2 separate regions of the Homo sapiens genome follow, and region 2 is linked to region 1. A link is an interaction called in ENCODE POLR2A ChIA-PET data of the cell type or tissue named here. Cell type or tissue: Caco-2. All regions are shown on one strand. Links, peaks and the distances in the headings refer to the core of each region. The heading gives the core; the rest is flanking DNA.

Region 1 (7,647 bases), core at 3,418-5,917:
TCTCCTCAGCTCCTATCTCTGTATGGCCTGGTTTTTCCTAGGTTATGATTATAGAGCGAGGATTATTATAATATTGGGATAAAGAGTAATTGCTACAAACTAATGATTAATGATATTCATATATAATCATATCTAAGATCTATATCTGGTATAATTATTCTTGTTTTATATTTTATTATACTGGAACAGCTCATGTCCTCGGTCTCTTGCCTCGGCACCTGGGTGTCTTGCCGCCCACATAACAGCTGGTGGGTTTTATAGTTTTTTTTGTTGCTTTTTTTGAGACTGAGTCTCGCTCTGTTGCCCAGGCTGAAGTGCAGTGGTGCAATCTCAGCTCACCACAACCTCTGCCTCCCAGGTTCAAGTGATTCTCCTGCTTCAGCCTCCCGAGTAGCTGGGACTAGAGGTGTGCGCCACCACGCCTGGCTAATTTTTGTATTTTTAGTAGAGACAGGGTTTCACTATGTTGGCCAGGCTGGTCTCAAACTCCTGACCTTGTGATCCACCTGCCTTGGCCTCCCAAAATGCTGAGATAACAGGCGTGAGCCAATGCACCCGGCCTATGTATTTTTGTTTGTTTGTTTGAGATGGAGTCTCGCTGTGTCACCCAGGCTGGAATGCGGTGGCACGATCTCTGCTTACTGCAACCTCCGCCTCCTGGGTTCAAGCGATTCTCCTGTCTTAGTCTCCTGAGTAGCTGGGATTACAGGCACACTCCACCATGCCTGGCTAATTTTTGTATTTTTAGTAGAGACGGGGTTTCACTACGTTGATCAGGCTGGTCTCGAACTCCTGACCTCATGATCCACCCGCCTTGGCCTCCCAAAGTGCTGGGATTACAGGCGTGAGCCACCGCACCCAGACCCGGCCTGTAGTTTTTCTTTGACATCTGCCTAAATTGTATTAAACTTGGGACAATTATCACCACCCCCCCAAGGGAGCTGGAGAATTGAGTCACGGATCCCTAAAAGGAGGCAGAATTGTCTGTGCCTTGCTGGACCATTAAGGCTCAATCTCTACAGGCCTTTACATTCTCCTCCGTTGCTTTGATACCAGTGGGTATCGAGGTCCCCAAGCCCGGGTGGGACCTCCCCCTCAGCCAGTGTTCAGGCTCTTGACACAGTCATGAAAATGAATTCAAGGACGAGTTGGAAAAGAGTGAAAATACAGGATTTATTGCAAAGGGGAAAGTCCACACTCATGAAAGGGGACTCGAGAGAATCACGTGCAAGGGGGGTTGAGGCTGCTACCGTTATGGGTTTTTTGTTTGTTTGTTTGTTTTTTAAAGATGGAGTCTTGTTCTGTCCAGCCCAGGCTGGAGTGTAGTGACACGATCTCAGCTCACTGCAACCTCCACCTCCTGGGTTCAAACAATTCTCCTACCTTAGCTTCCCAAGCAGCTGGGACTGCAGGCGCCACCACACCTGGCTAATTTTTTGTATTTTTAGTAGAGACAGGGTTTCTCCATGTTGGCCAGGCTGGTCTCAAAGTCCTGACCTCAAGTGATCCACCTGCCTCAGCCTCTCAAAGTGCTGGGATTACAGACGTGAGCCACCACGCTGGCCCTTTTTGGATTTTTTTAACCAAGGGGTAAAATACTCATGAGCATTCCTGGAAAAAGATGGAGATTTCTCAGAACTGTGGTGCCACCCATCTTTACACCAAATATGGGTGTTCCTGGGACCGTCATGATGCTGGTGGGTGTGTGACTGTGTTGATGAACATATAATGAGGTCCTACGTGAAACCGAGGTCAGACCCAGTGCCATATTGGGTCTAGTCGGACTTAGCCTACTTGGCCCACGCCCTGGTTTTTCAGGATCTTATCAGCCCATAGCTTCTGTAGCTATTTCAAGTTTCCTGTTGCTGGTCTGGTCTTGTGAAACTGCTGCCTGGAATTTTCTAATCTCCTGCAACCACCCTGTATGATTGCTGTTGCAGCCTGATTTTACATTTATAAGCCCTGTGTCCATAGGCCTAGTTTCCTTATCTGTAAGCTGACTAACAATTGTACATATCTTATGGGATTGTAAGGCCCCAAAGGAGTTAAAACAATGCTCATGAAATAAATGCTATAATACGGTAATTATTCTATATACCGTTATTCTTTTTTTTTTTTTTTTTTTTTTCCTGATACGGAGTCTCACTCTGCTGCCCAGGCTGGGGTGCAGTGGTGGGCTCTCGGCTCACTGCAACCTCCACTTCCCAGGTTAAAACAATTCTCCTGGATCAGCCTCCCAAGAAGCTGGGACTACAGGTGTGCGCCACCACTTCCAGCTAATTTTTTTTTTTTTTATGGAGTTTCACTCTTGTTACACAGGCTGGAGTGCAATGGCACGATCTCAGCACACCAGCAACCTCCGCCTCCTGGGTTCAAGCGATTCTCCTGCCTCAGCCTCCTGAGCAGTTGGGATTACAGGCGTGAGCCATCACGCCCAGCTAAGTTTTGTATTTTTAGTAGAGAAGGAGTTTCACCATGTTGGTGGTCAGGAGTTTGAGACTCCTGACCTCATGATCCGCCCACCTCAGTCTCCCAAAATGCTGGGATTATGGGCATGAGCCACTATGCCCACCTCTACCTCTAATTTTTAATTTTTTTTTTTTTTTTTGAGACCGAGTCTCTCTGTGTCACCCAGGCTGGAGTGCAGTGGCGTGATCTCGGCTCACTACAACCCCCTGGGTTCAAGCAATTCTCCTGCCTCGGCCTCCCTAGTACCTGGGATTATATGCGTGCGCTACCACGCAGGGCTAATTTTTGTATTAATCTACCTCTAGACCTTCACAGAATGCAGGCTCCTCTCATCCTCCTAACCTAATGGCCTTTCATTAGCTTTACAAAAGCAGCTTAGTTAAACTAGAAATCCTAGCACTTTGGGTGGCCGAGGTAGATGGATCACTTGAGGTCAGGTTTTTGTTTGTTTGTTTGTTTTGTTTGTTTATTTTGAGGCAGAGTCTTGCTCTGTCGCCCAGGCTGGAGTGCAATGGCAGGATCTTGGCTCCCTGCAACCTCCGCCTCCCGAGTTCAAGTGATTCTCCTGCCTCAGTCTCCTGAATAGTTGGGATTATAGGGGCCCGCCACCACACAGGGCTAATTTTTGTATTTTTAGTAGAGACGGGGTTTCACCTTGTTGGTCAGGCTGATCTCTAACTCGAGGTCAGGAGTTTGAGACCCCCACTCCTGCCATATAATCCTTTCATTTCCCCAAGGCAACCAAGCCTAATTCCACCTAATTAAAAACCTTTGTATGAGTGCTACCTGCTGCCTGAGGATCCCAACCCTGAGGCCTCTTGCTCAGCTAGTTGCTCCTGATTCTTCAGATGTAGTGTGAAAATTCCTTTTTTTGGTGGGGGGATAGAGTCGCATTCTGTTGCCCAGGCTGGAGTGCAGTGGCACGATCGGGTCACTGCAACCTCCGCTTCCCAGATTCAAGCAATTCTCGTGCCTCGGCCACCGGAGTAGCTGGGATTACAGGCATGCGCCACCATGCCCAGCTAATTTTTGTATTTTTAGTAGAGACGGGGTTTGCCATATCGGCGAGGCTGGTCTCGAACTCCTGACCTCAAGTGATCCTTCCGCCTCGACCTCCTAAAGTGTTGGGATTCCAGGTGTGAGCCACCGCGCCCGGCATTTTTTTTTTTTTTTTTTTTTTGAGACAGAGTCTAGCTGGAGTGAAGTGGAGCTATCTCAGCTCACTGCAGCCTCCGCCTCCCAGATTCAAGTGTTTCTTCTGCCTCAGTCTCCTGAATAGCTGGGATTACAGGTGCCTGCCACCACGCCCAGCTAATTTTTGTACTTTTAGTAGAGACGGGGTTTCACATGTTGGCCAGGCTGGTCTCGATCTCCTGACTTCAGGTGATGCACCAGCTTCAGCCTGCCAAAGTGTTGGGATTACAGGCGTGAGCCACCTTGCCCGGTCAGTGTTGGTTATTAAGGTGGTGCAAAAGAAGGCATGTCGGGGCCCTTCCTCCAAATGAGGAGGCACAGAAGCTGGCAAGGGTATGGTATTTTATTGAGTTATTCAACAGCCAGCTTCTAATTGAAACTGGACAAGCAGATGCTGAAGGCCTGGAGCGGGCTAAATGGAAAGCAGAAGTCCATGGTGAATGTGTCTGGGCCCACTCGGCCGAACTGGAGCACCAGATGTTCTTCTGAGAAGTGAATCAGGAACAAAGCCTTAGCCTGACTCTCTCATCTCCCAGCTTCGAGAACTGAGACTTTTTTTTTTTTTTTTTCTTTTTTTTTTTTTTTTGAGACAGAGTCTTGCTCTGTCGCCCAGGCTGGAGTGCAGTGACCTGATCTTGGCTCACTGCAACCTCCACCTCCCAGGTTCAAGCAGTTCTTCTGCCTCAGCCTCCCAAGTAGCTAGGATTACAGGCATGTGCCACCACGTCCGGCTAATTTTTTTTTTTTTTTTTTTTTTTGAGATGGAGTCTCGCTCTGTTGCCCAGGCTGGAGAGCAGTGGCGCGATCTCGGCTCACTGCAAGCTCCGCCTCCCGGGTTCACACCATTCTCCTGCCTCAGCCTCCTGATTAGCTGGGACTACAGGTGACCACCACTACACCCAGCTAATTTTTTCTGTGTTTTTAGTAGAGACGGGGTTTCACCGTGTTAGTCAGGATGGTCTCAATCTCCTGACCTCGTATCCGCCCGCCTCGGCCTCCCAAAGTGCTGGGATTACAGGTGTGAGCCACAGTGCCCGGCCTAATTTTTGTATTTTTAGTAGAGACAGGGTTTCACCATGTTGGCCAGGCTGTTCTTGAACTCCTGACCTCAGATGATCCACCCACCTCGGTCTCCCAAAGTGCTAGGATTATAAGCGGGAGCTACCGCGCCAGGCCGAGAATGGAGACTTTTAAGAGGCTGAGCGGTGCCCTTACTAAGCCAGAAACCCTGAGGGTGTGTAAACTACAATTCCCAATAGGCTTTGCAATAGGGTGGCATCTGCCCTGCCTAGAAAAACGCTCAAGTGATGATGGGAGATGTAGTTCCCTTCCGTTCACACCCTAACCCCCACCCCACCTGGCCCGGCTAAACTGGTTTCCAGGAGCTCACGGTGTTTGGGATCCACGATTTGGAAGTTCTTCACCGAAGCCCGAGTGACTCGACCATGGAAATTGAGCGTGTAGACACCGTTCTCCTTGTCCCACGACGGGGTTTTGTTGTGCAACAAAAGCAACCCTTGTTTGTCCCCACGTTGGTAACGACTCAGTAGCGACTCCTGTTCCTAGAAGGTAAAGAAGGGGCTGTGGTTTTCTCAGAGGCTTTCGAAACTCCATCTTGAACAGGGGCGACTCCATCTTGAACAGGGGCGACTCCATCTTGAACAGGGGCTGGGTAAAATGAGGATGAGACCTGCTGGGCTGCGTTCCCAGGAGGTTAGGCATTCTTAGTCACAGGATGAGACAGGAGTTTGACAGGACTGGTATCACAATGTTAGAAATGCTTGTTCCCCGGTGCAGTAAAGAAATAGCACTTGAGCATAAATTTAATTTCCTCAGCAAGGCCATTTTTTAACTTTCTGCAGAAAGGGTACACTCACCAGGAGTTTTGCCATGAGAGTACACTGAACAAAGGAGACAGGGTCATTTATAACCTGGCGCATCCACCCTACTGCCGTGTAGGGTTTCCATTGGCTGGAACGGGACCTCACGTTCTGTATTTGTCCCAATTGGCTAGCAACTTAGAACTTTTTAAAAGAGGGAAAAGCAGAAGAATACAAAGTAAGGAGGAAGTAACTTGTGGAATGTTGAGAAAGGTAAAAACACCTTCAAATAAGGAAGAGGAACAGGCTATGACCTAATGCTTGCTTGGACCGGTACAAGCATGCCAGGGCAAATATTTAGGGTAAATTGTGGGAGCTAAAAACGTAAAGTACACTGATTTCTTTATTATGGCTAACAGATATTTAAGAATGTTAGCACAGGTCTTTGAATAAATTTTGCTTGTAAGAGAGGTTACTGCCGGGCACGGTGGCTCACGCCTGTAATCCCAGCACTTTGGGAGGCCGAGGCGGGTGAATCACGAGGTCAGGAGATCGAGACCATCCTGACTAACACAGTGAAACCCCGGCTCTACTAAAAATATAAAAAATTAGACGGGCATGGTAGCGGGCGCCTGTAGTCCCAGCTACTCAGGAGGCTGAGGCAGGAGAATGGCGTGAGCCGGGGAGGTCGAGCTTGCAGTGAGCCGAGATCGCGCCACTGCACTCCAGCCTGGGCGACAGAGCAAGACTCTGTCTCAAAAAAAAAAAAAAAGAAAGAAAGAGAGAGTCTAAAAGAAGCAGGAACCCTCAGTTCTGGGAATTGCCCACCCCTTTCCCAGAAAATTAATGAATAATCCACCTCGTTTAGCATATAATCAAGAAATAACCATAAAAATAGCCAACCAGCTGGCCTCAAGGCTGCTTTGCCTATGGAGTAGCCATTCTTTTATTTCTTCTCTAATAAACTTGCTTTCACTTGACTCTACGGACTGGCCCCAAATTCTTTCTTGCCTGAGATCCAAGAACCCTCTCTTGGAGTCTGGATCAGACCCCTTTTTGGTAAGTTTGTTAACCTACCATCAAACCTTTTTTCTCCAGATGCAAATGTTTTGAGTCTCTAGTCTTTTACTCCCTGAGACATGGAAGGCTAACAAAGTCCTTCAGGCTTCATGTGACACCTGCAACCCACTGGCCTCCTCTTCCTCCTCTTCTTCTTCCTCCTCTGGGATCTAGGAGGACCGGCCCCAGCCCCTTCTCCATTGACCCAGAGATTCCTGATGTCAGGGACTCACATTTAGTGGCTGGACATTGATTCGCTGGTTCTGGCTGTTGGTTCCTGGGAGAATCACAGTCATTTTCCGAGGCCCCAGGTATCCTAAGACGTTGGGCTCCTGGGGGTATTACATTCCAGTTGGCCTGGTTCCTTCTTCTGACTATCCTACCCCATTCTCTCATCCCCAGGACACTCACATAACACACAGCCCCCAGCTCCTGTCTGATCCGGGCAGTATTCCTGGTTAAATGCTCCCGGTCAGGATTCACCCCATTGTCAAAGATGGTGAACTTGGTGCTGAAGACATTGGATCTGCTCCAGGAAGGGAATGGATAGAATAAAAATACTAAGTGTTACTCTTTGAGTAAGTGTCACTCATCGCATCGACTCTTCCCATCAATCCCCTATGTCTAAGACTATGTCCGAATGTCTAAGAATCATGTTCCTGGCTGGGCACAGGGGCTCACACCTGTAATCCCAGCACTTCAGGAGGCAGAGGCAGGAGGATAGCTTGAGCCTGGGCAAAATGGCAAAACTCCTTCTCTACAAAAAATAGAAAAATTAGTTGGGCGTGGCAGTTTGTGTCTATGGTCCCAGCTCTCAAGAGGCTGAGGTGGGAGGATCACCTGAGCCCCAGAGGTCAAGCCTCCAATGAGCCGTGATCTTGCCACTGCACTCCAGCCTGGGTGACAGAATGAAACCCTGTCTCTAAATAAATATATAAATAAATAAAAATAAATAATTAAATAAATGAGGCCGGGTACGGTGGCTCACACCTGTAATCCCAGCACTTTGGGAGGCCAAGGCGGGTGGATCATCTGTGGTTGGGAGTTCAAGACCAGCCTGACAGACATGGAGAAACCCCGTCTCTACTAAAAATACAAAATTAGC
Region 2 (7,647 bases), core at 3,289-5,788, 97 kb before region 1:
TTTGAGACAGCGTCTTGCTCTGTCACCAGGCTGGAGTGCAGTGGTGCAATCTCCACACACTGCAACCTCTGCCTCCTGGGTTCAAGCAAGTCTCCTGCTTCAGCCTCCCAAGTAGCTGGGACTACAGGTGCCCGCCACCATGCCTGGCTAATTTTTGTATTTTTAGTAGAGACGGGGGTTTCACCATGTTGGCAAGGTTGGTCTGGAACTCCTGACTTCAGGTGATCTACCCCCTTGGCCTCCCAAAGTGCTGGGATTACAGGCGTGAGCCACCACACCCAGCTGAGAGCACCTTTTTTTCTAATGAGGTGACTCTTGGTGGGCTCCTGATGGGGGCTGATCACCAGCAAGACTCAGTCAATATTAGAAGCATGGAACCTGTAGCCCCATCCCACTCCACATCTTTCCGGAAGAAGAGGGAACTGGAGCTGGAATTACTAATCTATCCTACTTATGCGCTGAAGTCTCCATAAAAGTCCCTAAAGTATGGGGGTGGGAGAGGTTCCTTGTAGCGTCCAGCCCTACAGGGCCTTGTGGGTTTTCTCTTCGTGTGTGGAGATGAGAGATTGTAGAAAGAAAGACATGAAACTAAGAGAGAGTATGAAAGACAGCTGGGCCCAGGGGGCCACTACCACCAGTGCATGGAGTCCATTAGTGGCCTCGAATGCCTGGACTGCTGCTATTTATTGTATACAAGGCAAGGGGGCAGGGTAAGGAGTGTGAGTCATCTCAAATGATTAATAAGGTCAAGCAAGTCACGTGTCCATGTGACAGGGGGCCTTTCCCTTTTTGGTAGACGAAGCAGAGAGGGAAGACAGCATACGGTCAGCATTTTTTCTATGTACTTATCAGAGAGATCAAAGACTTTAATATTTTCACTATTTCTGCTACTGCTATCTCCCAGGAACTTAAAAGAGGAACCAGGTGTACAGGCGGAACATGAAAGTGGACAAGGATCATGACCACTGAAGCACAGTACCACAGGGAGATGTTTAAGCCTCCGGATGACTGTGGGCAGGCCTGGCTAATGTCCGGCCTCCCACAAGAGGCTGGTGAGGCAGAGTGTTCTCTAACTCCCCCAAGGAAGGGGAAACTCCCTTTCCCGGTCTGCTAAGTAACGGGTGCCTTCCCAGGCACTGGTGCTACCACTAGACCAAGGCGTCCTTAAGCCCTTATCTGGGCGTGGCGGAGGACTTTCACTCTTGTCTTCTGGTCACATCTCACCATGTCCCTTCAGCTCCTGACTCTGTATCGCCTGGTTTTTCCTCAGTTATAATAATAAAACAGAGATTAATACTAAAACTAATAATTGATAATATCCATATATAATCATCTCTATATCCTATTGCTAGTATAACTTTTCTTATTCTAAGTATTTTCTTTATTATATTGAAACAGTATGTGCCTTCAATCTCTTGCCTCAGCACCTGGGTGGCTCTCTGCCCACAGTTCCGGGCGGGGAAGCACCCCAACTCCATGGAGACGCCCAACCTGGAAGCTCCCCCAAACCCATCCTTTGCTCCCGTGCTCGGGAGGCGTTCAGATGTTGCCCTTTGCACCTCTTTATCTGACAGGTTTTATTTAATTATATGATAAACTGATAAATGTGTTTTCCTTAGTTCTGTGAGGCATTGTAGCAAATTTCTGAGCCTAAGGAGGGAGTCATGGGAACCCCCATTACTAGCAAGTCAGAAGCTCGGGTGAGACCACGTGGACTTGTGATTGGCATCTCCCAAGGGGCAGCCTCGTGGGACTGAGCCTTTCACCTGTGGGATCCGATGCTATCTCCAGGTAGATAATGTCAGAGTTGGATTGAATTGTGGGACACCCAGCTTGGGTAGGAGAATTTGTCAGCGTGGGAAAAACCCCACACACCTGGTCACAGAAGTGTTGAGTGTGAGCCTGAGAAAAACAGGTGTTTTTTTCTAGATAAGATCCATGGAAGGGGAACACAATTTTTTTTTTTTTTTGAGACAGCTCTCTGTCGCCTAGGCTGGAGTGCAGTGGCGCGATCTCGACTCACTGCAAGCTCCGCCTCTCGGGTTCACGCCATTCTCCTGCCCCAGCCTCCCTCCTCCCGAGTAGCGGGGACTACAGGCGCCCACCACCACGCCCGGCTAATTTTTTGTATTTTTAGTAGAGACGGGCTTTCACCGTGTTAGCCAGGATGGTCTCGATCTCCTGACCCTGTGATCCTCCCGCCTCGGCCTCCCAAAGTGCTGGGATTACAGGCGTGAGCCACCGCGCCCGGCCAGGGAGCCTTTAATGAGTTTAAAAGTTGTTGCATTCTTTCCTTTGCTAAATTTGGTTTCACGGGGAACACATTTCCTGGCCCCTGGGATTTGGGTGTGTATCCTGGTCTGTGACGCAGGCCAGGGGCTGGCATGTGACGCGAACCGGGGGCCACTTCCCGAAGCAGGTCAGCGAGAGGCACTCTGGAGCTGTTGCCCAGCCACTAGTGACGTCATGGGCTTTCAGTCATTCCTATTGGGTGCTCTTAGTGCTCTATCCTCAAACTCCGCAACCGGCCCTTGGAAAAGACTCTGAACTGAGGCTTCTGGAAAAAAGAATCCGAGCTTCCACGTCATTTCAGAAATACCCCCCTCACCTTATTTATTTATTTATTTATTTATTTATTTATTTATTTATTTATTTATTTATTTATTGAAACAAGGTCTGACTCTGTCGCCCAGGATGGAGGGCAGTGGCGCGATCTCTGCTCACTGCAACCTGGAACTCCTGGACTCAAGCGATCCCCCACCTCAGCCTCCCGAGTATCTGGGATTACAGGTACTCGCTACCACGCTCAGCTAATTTTTAAATTTTTTGTAGAAATGGGGTTTTGCCATGTTGCCCAGGCTGGTCTCGAGCTTCTGAGCTCAAGCGATCTGCCCGCCTCGTTCTCCCAAAGGGCTAGGATTACAGGCGTGAGCCACCGCGCCTGGCCCCCAAATTCTTTTATGTTTATAAATTTAAACTGTACGCCGGGCGTGGTGGCTCACGCCTGTAATCCTAGCACTTTGGGAGTCCAAGGCAGGTGGATCACCTGAGGTCAGGAGTTCAAGACCAGCTGACCAACATGGTGAAACCCTGTCTCTACTAAAAAATACAAAAAATTAGCTGGGCGTGGTGGCACACGCCTGGAATCCCAGCTACTCGGGAGGCTGAGGCAGGAGAATGGCATGAACCCAGGAGGCGGAGGTTGCAGTGAGCCAAGATCGCACCACTGCACTCCAGCCTGGGCGACAGAGCGAGACTCCGTCTCAAAATAATAATAATAATCATCATCATCATCATCGTCATCATCATCGTCATCATCAGCCAAGGGAAAACGTGGATGGGGCAGAGTCCAGGAGACACCAGGCGTGAGCTTTCAGATGTCCTCCCCCAGTGGAGTTCTAGACAGTGCTCAATTCTCCCGGTAATGACGTGTGCCAAAACGCATGCAGTATTGCCAACCAGGGAGTCTCACCCCAGATCTTAGGATGAAAAAAAAATTTTTTTTTTTTTTTTGAGTCTTGCTTTGTCACCCAGGCTGAAATGCAGTGTCATGATTTCGGCTCACTGCAGACTCAACCTCCCAGGTTCAAGCTATTCTCATGCCTCACGAGTAGCTGGGATTACAAGGGTACGCCATCACACCTGGCTAATTTTTTAATTTTTATTTATTTATGTATTTATTTATTTTTGAGACGAAGTCTTACTCTGTCACCCAGGCTGGAGTGCAGCGGCGTGATCTCGGCTCATTGCAGCTTCCGCCTCCTGGGTTCAAGTGATTCTCCTGCTCCAGCCTCCCAAGTAGCTGCAACTACAGGCGCCCGCCACTCTGCCTGGCTAATTTTTGGTTTTTGTTTTTTGTTTTTTTTGAGACGGAGTCTCGCCCTGTTGCCCAGGCTGGAGAGCAATGGCGCAGTCTCGGCTCACTGCAACCTCTGCCTCCTGGGTTCAAGCGATTCTCCTGCCTCAGCCTCCTGGGTAGCTGGGATTATAGGCACCTGCCACCATGCCGGGCTACTTTTTGTATTTTTAGTAGAGATGGGGTTTCATGATGTTGGCCAGGCTGTTCTCAAACTCTTGGACCTTGTGATCCGCCTGCCTCGGCCTCCCAAAGTTCTAGGATTACAGGCGTGAGCCACCACCATGCTGGGCCTAATTTTTGTATTTTTAGTAGAGACGGGGTTTTGCCATGTTGCCCAGGCTAGTCCCGAACTCCTGGGCTCAAGGAATCTGCCCGCCTCGGCCTCTCAAAGTGCTGGGATTACATTCGTGAGGCACCGTGCGCAGTCCGGGGGACAAAATTTTAAACAAGTGTTGGTCATGTAAGCATGGCAGACTGCACGTGTGACTGACCTCAGATACTCCAGCTGCCTCCTCCTGAGGGGTGGACTAGAACAGGGACTGGTAACCAGGGGTTAAAGGATCGGGACCTGACGCCTAAATCTTTTGAATTTACATGCAAAATATGGGCATATAACATGAGCAGTGGTTCAGGATGTGGGCAATGAAGAGAGAGAGCCTGAGTTCCCCCACCTCTTACTACTGGAGTAACCAGGGGCAGGAGACTTCTGAATTTCAGTATTCTTATCTGCACAAGTGGAAACGAGAGAAATACTGTAGGGCAGTGCCTTCTAGCGGGCTTAGAGGAAGCCTCTGGACATGGTAGCTATTACTTATTTGCTTAGTCTTTAGCATTCTGCACGTTTTGTTTGTTTGTTTGAGATGGAGTCTCTCTCTGTCACCCAGGCTAGAGTGCAGTGGTGCGATCTCAGCTCACTGCTACGTCCACCTCCCGGGTTCAAGTGATTCTCATGCCTCAGCCTCCCAAGTAGCTGGAATTACAGGCATCATCATGCCTGGCTAATTTTTGTATTTTTAGTAGAGACGGGGTTTCATCATGTCGGCCAGGCTGGTCTTGAACTCCTGACCTCAGGTGATCCGCCCACCTCAGCCTCCCAAAGTGCTGGGATTTACAGTTGTGAGCCACCCCGCCCAGCCAGATGTTCAAATTTTGATATGGATTAAATTCAGTTACTAGATCACTTTTTTTTTTTTTTTTTGAGACAGGCCCTTACTGTGTTGCCCAGGCTGGAGTGTGGTGGCACGACCCCATGGCTCACTGCAACCTCGACCTCGTGCTCAAGCAATCCTCCCACCTCAGCCTTCTCAGTAGTTGGGACTGCAGGCAGGTGCCACCATACCCAGCTAAGTTTTTGTTGTTGTTGTTGTAGAGACCAGGTGCATGCTGTTAAAACTAACTACCCGAGACTGGGTAATTTATAAAGAAAAGAGGTTTAATTGACTCACAGTTCCACAGGGCTGGGGAGTCCTCAGGAGACTTACAATCATAGCAAAAGGGGAAGGGGAAGCAAGGCACGTCTTATATAGTGGCAGGAGGGAGAAAGAGCTAGAGGAGGGAACCACCACAGTTTCAAACCATCAGATCTTGTGCGAACTCACTCATGACTACGAGAACAGCATGGGGGAAACTGCCCCCACGATCCAGTTACCTCCCACCATGTCCCTCCCTGGACCCGCTGAGATTATAATTCATAATGAGATTTCAGTGGGGACACAGAGCCAAACCATATCAGTTGCCAAGGCTGATCTTAAACTCCTGGGCTCCAGCAATCCTCCTGCCTCAGCCTCCCAAAATGCTGGGATTATAGGCATGAGCTACCGTGCCCAGCTGCATCGTCATCTTAATACTATTGTCTTCCAGTCTATAAACTTGGGATGTCTTTCCATTTATGTCTGTTACGAATTTCTTTCTTTCTTTTGTGTATTGTCAGTCTTTCACCATTGAGTAGGATGTTTGCTGTGGGTTTTTCATAAATGCCTAAGCCAGTGTTTCTGTTTTGTTTTGTTTTCTTCTTTTTTGAGATGGAGTCTAACTCAGGCTGGAGTGCAGTGGTGTCATCTTGGCTCACTGCAAACTCTGCCTCCTGGGATCAAGCGAATCTCTCGCCTCAGCCTCTCAAATAGCTGGGATTACAGACACCTGCCACCAAGCCTGGCTAATTTTTGTGTTTTTAGTGGAGGCAGGGTTTCCCCATGTTGGCCAGGCCGGACTCGAACCCCTGACCTCAAGTGATCTGTCTGCCTCGGTCTCCCAAAAAGCTGGGAATACACATGTGAGCCACCGCGCCCTGCCTAAGCCAGTGTTTCTATTTTTTTTTTTTTTTTTTTTTTTGAGATGGAGTCTCACTCTGTCGCCCAGGCTGGAGTGCAATGGCACAATCTCGGCTCACTGCAACCTGTGCCTCCGGGGTTCAAGTGATTCTCCTGCCTCAGCCTCCTGAGTACCTGGGATTACTGCCCACCACCACACTGGGCCAATTTTTGTATTTTTAGTAGAGACAGGGTTTCACCATGTTGGCCAGGCTGGTCTCCAACTCCTGACCTCAGGTGATCCACCCGCCTCGGCCTCCCAAAGTGCTAGGATTACAAACTTGAGCCACTATGATCAGCCAGCCAGTGTTACATCACCTCAGGGGAGTCTTTCCAAACACTCATCCCTTGAGATGTTTGTAAACTTGTATAATGCCCTAAAAATGGTTTTAACCACTCACACATTTGTTAGAAATGCTTATTCCTTGGTGCCATAAAGAAATAGCACTTGAGGCCGGGCGCGGTGGCTCACGCCTGTAATCCCAGCACTTTGGGAGGCCGAGGCGGGTGGATCACAAGGTCAGGAGATAGAGACCATCCTGGCTAACACGTTGAAACCCCGTCTCTAATAAAAATACAAAAAAAAATTAGCCAGGCGTGGTGGCAGGTGCCTGTAGTCCCAGCTACTTGGGAGGCTAAGGCAGGAGAATGGCGTGAACCTGGGAGGCGGAGCTTGCAGTGAGCCGAGATCGTGCCACTGCACTCCAGCCTGGGCAACGGAGTGAGACTCCGCCTCAAAAAAAAAAAAAAAAGACATAGCACTTGAACATTAATTTCCTCAGCAAGGCCATTTTTATTTTTATTTTTATTTTTTGAGATGGAGTTTCGATCTTGTTGCCCAGGCTGGAGTGCAATGGCACAATCTCAGCTCACTGCACCCTCGGCTTCCGAGGTTCAAGCAATTCTCCTGTCTCAGCCTCCCGAGTAGCTGGGATTACAGGCATGCACCACCACGCCCGGCTAATATTGTATTTTTAGTAGAGACGGGGTTTCTCCATGTTGGTCAGGCTGGTCTCAAACTCCTGACCTCAGGTGATCCGCCCGCCTTGACCTCCCAAAGTGCTGGGATTACAGGCATGAGCCACTGAGCCCGGCCAGCAAGGCCATTTTTACTTTCTGCAGAAAAGGTACACTCGCCAGCAGTTTTGCCACAAGAGTACAACGAACAAAGGAGACAGGGTCATTTATAACCTGACGCATCCACTCTACTGCCGTGTCGGGTTTCCATTGGCTGGAACGGGACCTCACATTCTGTATTTGTCCCAACTGGCTAGCAACTTGGAACTTTTTAAAAGAGGCAAAGGCAGAGGAGAACAAAGGAAGGGGGAAGTGACTTGTGGAATGCTGAGAAAGGTAAAAACACCTTCAAATAAGGAAGAGGAACAGGCTGTGACCTAATGCTTGCTTGGACCAGTATAAGCATGCCAGGGCAAATATTTAGGGTAAATTGTGGGAGCTAAAAACATAAAGTACACTGAT

What was found. ChIA-PET counts read pairs that join two places held together with the same protein. Peaks named below come from ENCODE experiments on the same cell type or tissue, not always from the same donor. Only the 100,000 strongest peaks of a DNase experiment are listed, where the experiment ranks them.
Region 2: POLR2A ChIA-PET joins it to region 1 with 12 read pairs; 22 of 35 experiments call an interaction of 5 or more read pairs at or near these places.

What each region holds. Positions count from the first base shown.
Region 1 is chr19:48,876,979-48,884,625 of GRCh38, forward strand. It overlaps TULP2 (TUB like protein 2), which reads right to left. Exons shown (of 13, transcript NM_003323.3): 10 at 6,954-7,068; 11 at 6,776-6,874; 12 at 5,054-5,225; 13 at 3,989-4,148. The coding sequence ends at 4,033. Among named protein-coding and RNA genes, the nearest start is that of PPP1R15A, 8.4 kb to the left of the region's middle. RefSeq lists enhancers at 1-8, 2,560-3,272 and cis regulatory regions at 990-1,950, 1,507-2,119. In Caco-2, for the core only: no CTCF peak of the experiment used is centred there; a DNase peak (open chromatin) is centred at 4,967.
Region 2 is chr19:48,780,168-48,787,814 of GRCh38, forward strand. No RefSeq gene overlaps it. Among named protein-coding and RNA genes, the nearest start is that of BCAT2, 27 kb to the right of the region's middle. RefSeq lists a cis regulatory region at 621-1,261. In Caco-2, for the core only: a CTCF peak has its summit at 4,568; no DNase peak of the experiment used is centred there.